Regions from separate parts of the Homo sapiens genome. Here region 2 is linked to region 1. A link is a loop called in an ENCODE intact Hi-C map of the cell type or tissue named here. Cell type or tissue: Calu3. All regions are shown on one strand. Links, peaks and the distances in the headings refer to the core of each region. The heading gives the core; the rest is flanking DNA. Region 1 overlaps UTP20 (UTP20 small subunit processome component). Region 2 holds the start of SLC17A8 (solute carrier family 17 member 8).

Region 1 (6,967 bases), core at 1,804-5,803:
TGAAAAACCTGTTAACAGCTGGACCTATTATCATAGAAAAAATACAAAAACAAATGCAACAGAATACCCTATAAATAATTCTCTATGTTTGACCTCAAGCAAAGCAATTTGGGGACTGGAACAGAGGTTTCATAACCAGAAAGGTCTGAGTTTGAATCCCAACTCTACCACTTTTCATCTGAGTTACGATGGGTGAAATACCTTTCTAAGCCTAAGTTTCCCCATGTGTAAAATGGGGATAATCAAGTAATGACAGCTCATGTGGTTGATTGTCTGAAGGATCAACTGAGTTATAAGTAAATGGGTCTGTCATAACATCTGGCATAAAGTAAGCACTCAATACATGTTAGTCATTACTGTTATTAATAATTACTGACACTGCATACCAAAGAACATACCACAGAGCACTCTAGCTCAATGTATACACGATTACATCCATTTCATCTCAACTATCAGGTTGAGGGCAGAGATTGTACTTTTCTATTTTTAACTTAACAGAGTGTCCAGGGCACAGGAGGTATTCAATAAATCATTACCGAATAGATGAATGACTCAGGGAATGAATAAATGCCAAACAATTAAGATTAATTTGCAGTGTGCTTTGAATTTCTTAGAAGAAACCTATTCTTTGTATTATATGGGTAAGTAATAACCATTTTTCAAATGGCCTAAATATGCAATAAAAATACACATTTCTCATCAGGGGCTCTAACACAAGGGTGCCGATAATCCACAGGGCCAACAGTCAGTTTCACGCAATTTAATTGAAGTTTAAAATGAGTTGCACTTCAGCAAAAAGATTGCCATCAAGATTGGGAGGAACAACCCTGTTAGAAAGACGCCCAGGAGCATGGGAAATGTAGCCTGAGATGTGAGAAGTCCACCGCAGACAACAGGTATTAGAGTGAGAGGTAGCTGATAGTTACCATTCTTGAAATGCCTCACAGGTTCAAACAGCAGGTCTAAGAATATCTGGATCTCCTCAGGTTGGGTCCCGGCCAGGAACCGCAGGACAATGGCCATGCGGGTGCCTGAAGCAGATTTCCCCTGAGTTTTACTCCCAGTCTTATTCTTCATTCGCCCATACAAAATTCTGAAAAGGCAAAAGCACATTATTTGTTTGCACATTAATTCTAAAATATGAGTTGTTTTATTTGCCTAAAAGGCTAGAAGAGCAACTCAATAGATTTAAATGGATATATTATAAAACACAGAAACATGAAAATAGAAATTAGATATTTAACACAGACAATGAAAAAAGTCAACAACAAAATAAGGCTAAGAGAGCTGGGTGCAGTGCTACGTGCCTGTAGTCCCAGCTACCTGAGGGGCTGAGGCCAGAGGATCACTTGAGCTCAGGAGTTTAAAGCCAGCCTGGGCAACTTAGTGAGACCACGTCTCTATAAAAAAATTCAAAAATTCAAACAAAACACAACAAAAAACAAAGCTAAGGGAAGCAGGAAGGACAAAGGCCAGAAGGTGGTTTGTTATGGGAGAAAAAGTAGGCAAATCAAAGGTAAGTCTAATGAAGAAAAAATGAAAATGAGAATATATAGATTAAAAGGAAATAAGAGAATACAATTGTAAGTAAAATAAGGAAGCTGGAAACAGTTCAATGAAAAAGCTAATTTTCAGGAAAACACATAAATATAAATAAATAAAAGGAACTTGAGAAGAAAACCCACAGAGACCGATACTTATTGGAAAACACAAAGCTAATACAGTTTACAAGTGGGCTTTTTAAACTTTCAAGGAAAAAAAATAATTTCTATGCTATGAAGTTTCATAGCAGAGAGAAAGAGGGAAACAGTCTTTTCTCATTTATTAATGTGGCATAATTGTGATATTGAGAAGGGTTAATGAAAATAAAACTACATGCCAATCTTGCTTACAAACATAAAATACAACATTTGTAACTATAGTATCCAGTGCTGCACTGAAATCAAATAAGGATTGCCCCAGGAAATGCAAGAAAGAGTCATTAGTAAAATCTACTAGATTAATACAGATTAATCGTTCCTGGTAAAAGTTAATATAATCATTTTAATATATGTTCAACAAACTTGATGAACTCTGTTACACTAAAATCCATCTATCTTGCACTTTGAATGAATCTTTTACCCATACATGATACTATTACATGCATCAGTTACTTGGAAAATATTCGTTTACTAAGTTATGCAGAAATGTCAAATGTTGACACATTTCACTGCAAACCAAAAAAAGAAATTTGTTTATTAACATTTGTTAATATCATTAATCATCTCATCAGAAAAGTCTTTAAGCATTGGGAAGATGTCAGGTTCATAGTACCAGATAAAAGTTTTCTCCAATCCTAATTTCCACTTGAATGCTAGAATTTAGTTATTGGAAATAAATGCTGACAGTTGTTTTCCTTGAAGTGGCAGGCTCACTGCGTTCATGTTCAAGAAAATGCCTGTGAAAAGAATCCTAGCGTATATGTCTTACAAATAAGAAAAGTAGCTAGTTCAGCTTGTACATCAAATACTCACACGGGTGCCATTCATTGAGACAGCCCATGCACAGCAAAAGTATTTTATGCATTCTTCCCACTTTATCATACATGTACTCAGGGTCAAGACTCATCAAGTGTGTTTGTTTGTTAAATAACTCCAAGTATGTGGCAATGAAGAATGACTAGTAGAATTTGGTGCCACCGTCTTGATTCATGTGCTAGGGTACTAGGAGTTTTACCCACCATTGTTTTTGCCTTGTCAGTACAAATGTCAACACAGTGAAAAAGATAATGTCTTAGTAGTAGTAGCATAAAAAACTTTTGGCCAGCAGCAGAGGCTCAAACTACTTGAAGAAGGCATCGCTGATAAGGACACATTTGAGATGAGACCAAATGAATGAGATGTCAGCTGGCATGTCTTCTATGCAGAGGGATGAGCAAGTGCAAAGAATTTAAAGTGGGTTCTGAGAGAGGTGGTAAACAGGAAGAAATATGGTTATAGATATCATTTGAAGCCACCATATCAAGCCCTGTAGGTAGCAGTAAGGACTTTCTATTATATTCTGAGTAAAATGAGATGTCAAAAGGTTTGTAAACAGGGGACTAACATAATCTGTGACTGCTATTACCATTTGTGATTTTTTTAATAGAGAAAATACAAGAAAACCCAATGACAACTACTAACGCTAATAAAAGTTTTGTCATGTGGATGGCTAAATAACACAAAAATCAATAGCTTTTATATATAATTAGTTATGTAGCAAAAATAAGCTAAAAAATATAAAATGGAAAATTCCCTCTACAAGAACAAAACGTAGTTATAAAATGAAAACACTTTATTGAAAGACTACAAAAAAGGAATGATTTGAATAAATGAATATAAATACTGATGCAACTTCTCCTCAAATCAAAAGGGGAAATTACTTTGGGAAAATCAAAGTAAATGTTCATCTAGATTCTAGAAAAAACCAAAATATTTTGGAAAGAAAGGACTAATGAGATTTGTGATTGTTATTATAAACAAACCAGTGCAGAATTGGAACAAGGCAGATTAATGTAAAACCAGCAAAAGCCAACTGAAGAGTCAATTATACATGGATATTTAGTGCATATTAAAAGTGGCACTCTGGCTGGACGTGGTGGCTCATGTGTGTAATCATAGCACTTTGGGAAGCCAAGGTGGGGGGACAGCCTGAGCTCAGGAGTTTTGAGACCAGCCGGGACAACATCTCTACAAAAAAATACAAAAATTTTCAGCTGGTGAAACTCCGTCTCTACAAAAAAATACAAAAATTAACTGGGCGTTTTGGCACGTGCCTGTAGTCCCAGGTACATGGGGAGCTGAGGCGGGAGGATCGCTCGAGCCCAAGAGATCGAGGCTGCAGTGAGCTGTGCTGGCACCACTGCCTTCCAGCCTGGGTGACAGAGAGAGACCTCGTCTCTGAAATAAATAAATAAATAAATAAATAAATAAATAAATGTGGCTCTCAAATCAGTAGAGAAAGTTTAGACTTTTTTAAAAAAATTATTATTATTTATTTATTTATTTTTTTATTTTTTTGAGACAGAGTCTCGCTCTGTCATCCAGGCTGGAGTACAGTGGCGCGATCTCAGCTCACTGCAACCTCCACCTCCCGGGTTCAAGTGATTCTCCTGCCTCAGCCTCCCAAATCGCTGGGATTACAGGCACGTGCCACCACGCCCAGCTTATTTTGGTATTTTTAGTAGAGTTGGGGTTTCACCATGTTGGTCAGGCTGGTCTCCAACTCCTGACCTCGGGATCCATCCACCTCCGCCTCCCAAAGAGCTGGGATTACATGCGTAAGCCACCAGGGGGCGTCCAGCTGAAAGTCTGGATTTTTTAAGTGAAATGGTATTGCGACAATTGGGTAACACTATTTGGAAAGAAATTAGGTTTAATCCTTACTTCATTTCATACATCAAAATAAATTCCAGATGAATAAAATAATCAAATTAAAACAAACAGAATGAGAAGAAAACAGAGAGGAATATTATTTACCTGGTTTTAGAAAATACAAGTTGTCAGACATTAAAAAAAAATTTCATGAGAAAATAAACACAAATGACCCATAATCTTTTAAAACAATTCATCTTCACTAGTAAACCTAAAATATGTGAAGTCATACAACATGATATCATTTATCACTGACAAATTAGCAAGAATTAAAACAATCAAAAAATAATAACAACAAACACCCTAGTGTTGGAATGGTGTGAAACAGGCATCCTACTGCTGGTAGGAATATAAAGTGGTTCAAACTTATGGTTGGAAAGAAGTAGTTCTGAACAACAATTTGGTAATATACACCAAAAAGTTTTAAAATTTTCATCAATTTTCCTATCAAGAATCTATTCTAATCCATCAATCGAATAAGATTTATAGGTATTCAATGTAAGATTTTCTATTTTGCAAAAAAACCAAAATAAACAACAAAAACTACAGACAGGCAAAATGCTCAACACAAGTAAATGACAGCTTGTCTATATGATGAAGAATCACATTTTGAAACATTTCATGATCTAAGAAAATTCTTGTAAAATATTAAGTGAAAAAAGGTTATAAAACGTTTTATAAAATATCATCTCAATTTTCTTTCAAAAACTTGTATGGGTGTATTATTTAGATGTTTTTTGGTAGCTTGTATTCAACTACTCTGGACTTCATACAACCATCTGCTTTTTACTCTTAGAAATTTAAAATATACAAGTATTGCGGATGTTTCCTATTTACTATTGTTTTTGAGATTATAAAGTTGATAGTTATTTTTGAGTGTTTGGATATAAGATGATTTCTGCTTTCTATTTTTATTGTTTCTGTAATCCACCAATAACTGTAATTTTGTATATTCACTTATTCACTCCCTCAAATATTTTTATGTCTATTATAGTAAAGTTCTTAAAGCTTGCTATAAATGGAATCTTAATGCTGGCTACAAATGGAACTAAACAGAGCCATTAGATAAGTGCTAGCAGAGTCCCTGAGCATATCTGAACCAGCTCCTATTAAGGAAACAGAAGCCCAGTGGATCTAAAAGACTTTCTCTATCTGATAGAACTACACAGTAGGGGGCTGGACCAAAAGCAAACCTGTTAAATCCCAATCCCATGATCTTTCCAATTCTCATCATTCCAGAGCTGGTGAGATGAAAGATTTAAGCTTCATTTTTCTTTATACCCAGCATATATAAACTTTGTATTATTTATGGATCATCTTTTTGCTCTACCATTTATAATTAAAGGAATAATAACATCATTAAATATCACATGATATTTGGAAAACAGAGTGAAATATTTCTACTGTATCTCAACAGTAAAATTTAGGAAAATATTAAATTTAATTATATTATTGTCACAATAATACTATGGTAAGATCTTCTTTATATTAGGGCCCAGGCGCAGTGGCTCACGCCTGTAATCCCAGCACTTTGGGAGGCAGAGGCGGGTGGATCGCCTGAGGTCAGGAGTTCAAGACCAGCCTGGCCAACATGGTGAAACTCTTTCTCTACTAAAAATACAAAAATTAGCCAGGCATGGTGGCGCACGCTTGTGATCCCAGCTACTCAGGAGGCTGAGGCACAAGAATAGCTTGAACCTGGGAGGGCGGAGGTTGCAGTGAGCTGAGATCACACCACTGCACTCCAGCCTGGGTGACAGAGCGAGACTCCCTCTAAAAAAAAAATAAATAAAGATCTTTCTTTATGTTAGGAACAAAATTTAGTCTCTATACCAATTTGGCTTCTCCCAAAGGTACAATTCAAAAAAAAAGCAGCTGGCGGTGATGGCTCACATTTGTAATCTTAGCACGTTGGGAGGCCAAGGTGGGAGCATCACTTGAGCCTGGGAGGTCTAGGCTGCAATGAGCTGTGATCATGCCACTGCACTCCAGCCTGGGTGACAGAGCAAGACCCCATCTCCAAAGAAAATGCAATCAAAAGAAAATAGAAAATGAAATATTCTATTACAGTTGTTGAAAGAACCATAATACTGTACTCACAATTGTGTTTGTTATTAACTTTTTAAAAATCAGTGTTTGAACAGCATAAATACCTCATCAGAATAGGAAATAGATCTGCTCGGTGGGCTGTTTTCACTACAGCATTATCTTCTGAAATGCTAAAATGCACTATCTCTTCCTTAAAGCTTCTGTCTTCAAGCAACCTTTGTAAGTTTTCCCTTTAAAAACAGAGAACAGCACAAATCACCACTTTATCAACAGTGCTTTTGAATAATGAAAGAGTGAAATATGTACACAGAGTAATAACTAAAATAAGGTATATAGTACATATTATGGTTGATATCCATAAAGGAAAATCCTCAAAAAAATCTCCTAAAATGACAGATTTGTACATTTCAAAAGGTATAACGGATTAGAAAAGATTAGATTCTGTCCATAACTCAGCTGTTTAAAAAAGCATGATACAAAAAGCTTTCCTCAGTTCTTAGAGTGACTTTGATTCTCTAAGTAACCAC
Region 2 (6,967 bases), core at 1,127-5,126, 960 kb after region 1:
GAGAGGAGGGACCAGTCATCACAGTGGGGCCTGGAGTCTGTCTTAATAACTCTTCTTTGGAAGGCTCCTCAGGAATTACAACCATAGAGTCTTGGAGAAGCTGTACCTGGATGGAGTGAACTTCATGTGAGAAGCAAGTTGATCTGAGCGGTGCAGTGGGTGGGCTGTCATAGACACCATAGCACACTCCCCAGTTCCCCTTGATGGGCAAGCACACTTCTACTTCCAGAGCTGCTAGCAGGTCACGGTTGCTGTATTTTCCCATTTGCAGTTAAAACTAGGCAGGGTGCGGTGGCTCATGCCTGTAATTCTAGCACTTTGGGAGGCCAAGGCAGGAAGATCTCCTGAGCCCAGGAGTTTAAGACCAGCCTAATCAACATGGTGAGACCCCCATCTCTATTATTTTAAAAATTAAAATAAAAAAATAAATAAAACTAGCCCAGGCAGTATCAGGAGATGTCCGAGTGGACCACCTCAGTGCCAAACACATCTCTTCCTGCTCCCGTGATGAGGTGACAGTTCTGGTTCCTCCTGAGGATCAGGACCCATGACCCTTGCCACCATGGTGACTCCTTGCCTGGGCTTCTAGTCCTGGCATGAGGAACCCTGGAGAACTTCCCACTGCTCAGTGGCCTCCAAATAAACCCCTCACCCACCCCCATCAGCCCAGAGCTGATGACTGACTGAGGCAGAGATATAAAAGGCTGCCCCACTTGCCCCAAAGGAAGGACTCAGCACATCGCTTGTGCTCCAGAGCCTTCCCCTTTGGATCTGGCCACTGGGCATTGTGAGCATGCATCCTTGCTTGGCTCTTTCTCCTTTCTGTTTTTTTTTGTTTTGTTTTTTTTGGAGATGGAGTCTCCCTCTGTCGTCCAGGCTGGAGTGCAGTGGTGTGATCTCGGCTCACTGCAACCTCTGCCTCCCGGATTCAAGCAATTCTCCTGCCTCAGCCTCCTGAGTAGCTACGACTATAGGCACATGCCTCTATGCCTGGCTCATTTTTTGTCTTTTAGTAGAGACAGGTTTCACCATGTTGCCCAGGCTGGTCTCAAACTCCTGAGCTCAGGCAATCTGCCTGCCTCGGACTCCCAAAATGCTAGGATTATAGGCATGAGCCACCACACCCAGCCTCTCCTTTCCCTTCTTGTTTTACTCCCTCCCAGTTTTTTCAGGAAGAGCTCATTAAATCACATTCTAGGCTCACCCAAATCCCTGTCTCAGGCTGTGCTTTTTAGGGAACCTACCTAAGACAGAGGTGAAGTAAAGCAGGAAAGAGGGACAGAGAAGAGGGCAGGAGGAGGAGGGCAGGTGAGCTTCATGTTTAAATAGAATGGCCAGGAAAGTGGGGATCTTTGAGCACATACTTGAAGAAAGCGAGGGAATGAGCCATCAGGCTATCTGGGAGGAAAGCATTTAAGCAAAAGAAACAGGGCGAAAGCCGGGACAGGAGTGAATCTGGGGAGTTCTAATAAGAGCCAGGAGGCCGGTGAATCCAGAGTAGAGTGAGGCAGGAAAATGTCACAGATGAACTCAGAGAGCCTTCCAAAAGTCCTAGATCACAGAGGACCTTGAAGGCCATTGAAAGGGCACTGGCTTTAACTCTGAGTGAGGTAGTTTTGAGCAGGGGTGAGATGTGATCTGACTTGGTTTCCTAGAGTCACCCCATTGCAGCCAAGTTGCCTGAGGTCATGCAGGCAGGGAAGTAAAGGATGTTGCAGCAGTTGGAACCCAGGATCACCTGATCTCAGAGCAAGCTTTAACACACTCACCTTTGTTGATGGAGCAGGAAGTGCATATCTGGCACACTCCTGAATGCTGAAGACAGACACGATGCAGGGACTAGTTTCATTTAAAGGGAAGATAGACATACTTGTAAGGAGACCAGACTCCCCTTAAGCCTCCCTTGGAGAAAGCCTTCAATAAAGATGCAACTGATTAGGAGAATAGCCCACACTTGACAGCAGATCCAGAAGTTGCTGGCTACATTGCAGTCCAAGTAGACCTCCCTAAACCTAAATAAGTGGCCCAATATCAAGACAGTGAGTGGGAAGAGGAAAGACACTTGATTACAGGGGTAACATAATGTAGTGATTAAGAATGATGGGCATAGAACATCTGGTTTGAAACCTAGCTCTTCCATTTATAGCTGTGTGACCTTGGGCAAGCTACTTAACCTCTCTGTGCCTCAGTTTTCTCATCTGTAAAATTATTGCTAGATGCTGTGGCTCATGCCTGTAATCCTAGCACTTTGGGAGGCCAAGGAGGCAGTATGGCTTGAGGCCAGGAGTTTGAGGCTGCAGTGAGCTATGATCACATCACTGCACTCCAGCCTAGGCAACAGAGTGAGACCCTATCCCAAAAAAAAGAAAAGTTGTAATTATAGTAATCCCCTCTTCATGGGGATTTTAATAGAATTAAATGAGTTTACAGTGTCTGAAAGATACTGTTTTGTCACTGTTATGTTTTTTAGACATGAACAATTAAAGGACACATAAATTGTAATTTAAATTGAACAAATCTGCATGTCACTTTCTGGACATTAGTTTCCAAGTTTAATGCTTTCTATGTCATCTATATAATTCAATACTAAACTATAAATGAGTGCATCTTCTTTCTTCCTGCACTTCTAAAATATTATTTTACCTTTAGCTGATTAATTGCTCAGCTGCTTCTTATCAATGACTGTTTTCCAGGAAAGCTAATCATGCCTGACTGTAATCAAGCCTGTGTGCGAACTCTCAAATGCTTCCCTGTGCAATTGCCACTCCCCTGACTGTGAGGAACACTGTGATTAAAAAGCATCTCAAGAATTCCATTTAGATGATGACCTCAGCCTCAAACATTATTAGACAGCTGTGATTTACATTGCCTTCTAAGTTACAATGTAGGGGCTTCTAGCTTCCAAAAGCTCCTACAAAACAGAAAACAGTTCTTTGTGATTTTTTTACATGGGATTCTGTCAACTGGTTTTACGTGAAAAGCAGTGAAATGAGAGGGAAATGCCCAGTATGTGCCAGGCTCTGGGCAGGGTCATTTACATACAATTACCTTATACACCTGTGATTAATGCCAAACACGTGGCAGAGCTGGTCTTGATAATTCCTCACTAGAACTGAGGATCAACTTGGATCACCGCTCAAGCAATGTCTGTTTTCGTTTCTTCTGCCAATAATTTCTCTCTATAGATCACTGAAAAAAGGGATTTGACCTTGGCTTTATTTTTTCTAAAGCCATTCTACAATTAGGACAACCATGACAATATCTAGCATTTGTTTAGTGCATTCTCTGTCCCTAGTACTGTGCTAGCTGTTTTTCTATTGTTCTGAGGAAACTATTCAAACAGTCCTAGACACATAGCCCAATTTCTGGTTGAGGTCACACAATTTGGAAAATCGCCAATTTTGTTATATCCCTAAGCAAATCAATTTTGTAAACAAAAAGATCTCCATGTAGCTCCTCCAATCAAACATAGCAAAACCGGCTCTTCGATCAATAATTCCTATTGAAAAAAGCAATCAAATTTCACAAAAAGCAATTAAACTTAAGGTTGAAAAGAAAATTCCTAAGTATTTTTATATCAAATATTTTATAAATGAAGGCAGAGTTTGCTGTTTATAATGGTGACTATGGCCCAACGTCATAGGTTTTTAAATTTATTTTATTTTTTTATTTTTTGAGACAGAGTCTGACTCTGTCACCCTAGCTGGAGTGCAGAGACGCAATCTTGGCTCGCTGCAACCTTGAATGTCTGGGCTCAAGCAATACTCCCACTTCTTGGGAAGCTGAGATGACAGGCATGCACCATCATGCTGGCTAATTTTTTGTATTTCTGTAGAGACATGGTCTCTCTATGTTCCCCAGGCTAGTCTCGAACTTCTGGCCTCAAGCGATCCTCCCACTTCCGCCTCCCAAAGTGCTGGGATTACAGGCGTGAGCCACTGCGCCCGGCCTATGGTTTTTATTCTTGACTTTGCCAGATTCCTTTGTCATTACTTGAATAAGCCAATTAAGCTATCGTGCTTATTATGCAAAAATTATTTTTGCGTTTCTAATCAAATGAACGCCAACACAATAAGACGTTACCTGGGGAGTGCTCAACGGAAGGATAAAACACTCTGAAAAAAATGTTATTGTAATTTTTTCTATATTTGGCTGGTTTATGCTGCTGTCACTGAGCTAGGTTTTCATCTAGACATGCTAATTCAGTGTAGGTCTGATTGAAGCTTTTTTGTTTCTAATTACTAAAATAATAAGGTGTCCAACTCTTTTTTCTTATTAGGAAAGTTAATATTAACAGTGATACCATGGAAAATTTAACACTGACAGGAGCATATGTGTTTTAAAACACAAGAAATGGGATGAATCTCAGATTGCCTGGAAATAGTCATTTAAATGAAAAAGTTTTTAAATTTAAGAGATAATAGAAAAGTTAAAAGGACACACCAGATGGCATTTTCACTCACCAGGATTAGAAATAATCATCCAAACAAATAAAAAGTGTATCAAAGTTATTTTTCACATTTATTTATATCAGAGAGATAAAGCAGTCATTTTACCTTGCACATAAGGACCACTTATGAAATCATTTATATAATTTGAGAAGGCATTTACTATGTCTATAAAAATTCATAAATTAAACTGTCACATTAATTCAATCATTTATAGCAAACTCTCCTTCCATTAATATATTTTACTTTAAAAAATATTTACTTTTTGGTTTGGACTAAAATCTCATTCAATTCAGTGATAGTACTTAACATTTTCCCACTGCAATTATGTGAGATTTTCTGCTTCAAAGACATTTTTTAAGTTACTTCCTTCAAATTAATGTGTAACTATCCTTCTCTTTGCAAACTATACAATCAGGAACCACTTTATGTATTTTATTAAATAAGCTAAAAATTGCAAATATTTAATTTTCATTTATAGTGGATTCAGTGAAAAACATAAAAATTATTTCAGTTCAAGGCATATTTGTCATTACTAATGAGTTAACATAAAATATTATCTCCCTAAATATTTTCTAATTCAATGCCAAACATACCATATGCAATATCATCATCTCCAGAAAGTGCTAATCCAGCTATATAAACAGCATATTTGTCTTGATCTTTTCCTAATACAACCCAATACTATTCATGCATCTGTTTTTCCTCCAGGCATAGACTACTGGAGCTAGAAGGGGCTCCAGAAGGATCTAATCTGACCCATCCTCTCCTCATTAAAGTGTGGTTTTAAAAACGTGATACCAAGTCTCTCACACATTGGCAATACGAAGCTACTCAGAAAGGAACTAAAGTTCGCATTCAAACTTTACCTTTGTAAAATTCCCAAAGAATCTCCCACGGCGTTCTTCACTCCTTCCTTCCCAGGTTTCAGAATTTTTTCTTTGAAGGTATCAAATGCTTTAAAAGGCATTTTGAATGAGGGGCACCTCTGAGCCGTTAACAGTCAGTCTCAAAAACTGTCATCCTTCCTCATTTCCAGTGTGAGAACCACCTTGTTTCCCTTGGTGAACACCTGGAAGTCAGTTCTCGTGGAGGGAACTACTCAAAATCAAAAAGGAGATGAAACCCAGCTCGGATCTTCCAAGATAAGACAACTCCCTCCTCTCTCTGCTCCCCACCCCTCCAAAAAAGAGTCCAAGGGGTGTCTGGCTGGGAATTCAGTCCCTTGCAAAAGCTGCACGCTCTGCAGCAGCCTGTGGCAGCTGTCTCAGGCAGCCACTCTCAGACTGAGCGCAGCCTCTCTCCCTCCCTGGGCTGCAGCTGGGGACGCTAACATGAGCTCCGGACCACCAGGAGTCCTGAGACCAGCAGCAGTATCCGTGGCCTAGCTCCAGCCCCTCCAGCCAGCCGCGTCCCCCTCCTGCCCCACCCCAGCTCGCCTGCCGCTCTCACCAAGTGAGACTTTCCAAGGTGATGCTATAGTAACCGGCACAATACCTGCCCCTCAGCCGCCTGGGCTTATGAATGGGCTCTCAGCCAGAGCAGGCACCCAGAGAGAAATTTATGAAACATTTACAGCCCTTTGCTTTTCTGAGGTCTGGCCCTGCAGACAGGCTCACAGCCACCACTCCATGCCTTTTATTCCCCTCATGAGAGTCATGAAGCCGTTTTTCAGCCAGCCACTAGCATGGATGTGGTCCCACGAGGAACTTGCATTTGAGTAGCCCAAATGCAAAACCCAGGCCACATACATCCAGGAGGACATTTATTTGCTCCTAATCAACAGAGCAGGCTCTCTCAAAGTATGATACGTAGATGCCATTTGGGACCATCTAATTGAAGATTTCTGAGCCGGAAGATATCTAGAACCTGCTTAGAACTCTCCACTGACTCCTCATTGTCCTCAGGATAAATAAAATTATTTTTGTTTTTTCCCCTTTTCTCCCTCTAGATGGACTTTTTTTTTTTTACTTTAAGTTCCAGGATACATGTGCAGAACATGCAGGTTTGTTACATAGGTATACATGTGCCATGGTGGTTTGCTGCACCTATCAACCCATCATCTAGGTTTTAAGCCCCACATGCATTAGGTATTTGTCCTAATGCTCTCCCTCTCCTTGCCCCCCAACCCCTGACCAGCTCCGGTGTGTGATGTTCCCCTCTCTGTATCCATGTATTCTAATCATTCTACTACAAAGACACATCCACACGTATGTTTATTGCAGCACTATTTACAATACAATTCTTTATCATGGCACACAAGGCCTTTCCCTGGGACCCTAAGTCTTTCTTCTTGTCACTCTGCTTTCCACATCCTCATTTCACTGAACTCAGCAAGCTCCCTATTGCCTCTGGGCTTTACTCAAGCTATGCCCTCTGCCTGGGTAACTCTCTGCACCCCTTCAACTGGGTAACTTCTAGGGGTTCTAAGGTCATGCTAAGATATCAATCCTCTAGAAAACTGCATGGGCAAGGTGAGATGTCCCTCCTCTGTGCCTCCAAATCACCTGTCCTCTGCC

What was found. Hi-C counts contacts between places; a loop is a spot of excess contacts. Peaks named below come from ENCODE experiments on the same cell type or tissue, not always from the same donor. Only the 100,000 strongest peaks of a DNase experiment are listed, where the experiment ranks them.
Region 2: a loop joins it to region 1, with 3 times the contacts of the local background. A loop is called at or near these places in 4 of 110 quality-filtered maps.

The regions. Positions count from the first base shown.
Region 1 is chr12:101,321,207-101,328,173 of GRCh38, reverse strand. It overlaps UTP20 (UTP20 small subunit processome component), which reads right to left. Exons shown (of 62, transcript NM_014503.3): 25 at 6,545-6,670; 26 at 927-1,093. Among named protein-coding and RNA genes, the nearest start is that of UTP20, 45 kb to the right of the region's middle. In Calu3, for the core only: CTCF peaks have their summits at 4,085 and 4,286 (motif pointing right); a DNase peak (open chromatin) is centred at 4,293.
Region 2 is chr12:100,355,843-100,362,809 of GRCh38, reverse strand. It overlaps SLC17A8 (solute carrier family 17 member 8), which reads right to left and starts at 5,736. Exons shown (of 12, transcript NM_139319.3): 1 at 5,318-5,736. The coding sequence starts at 5,418. RefSeq lists enhancers at 5,285-5,785, 5,786-6,286. In Calu3, for the core only: no CTCF peak of the experiment used is centred there; a DNase peak (open chromatin) is centred at 2,749.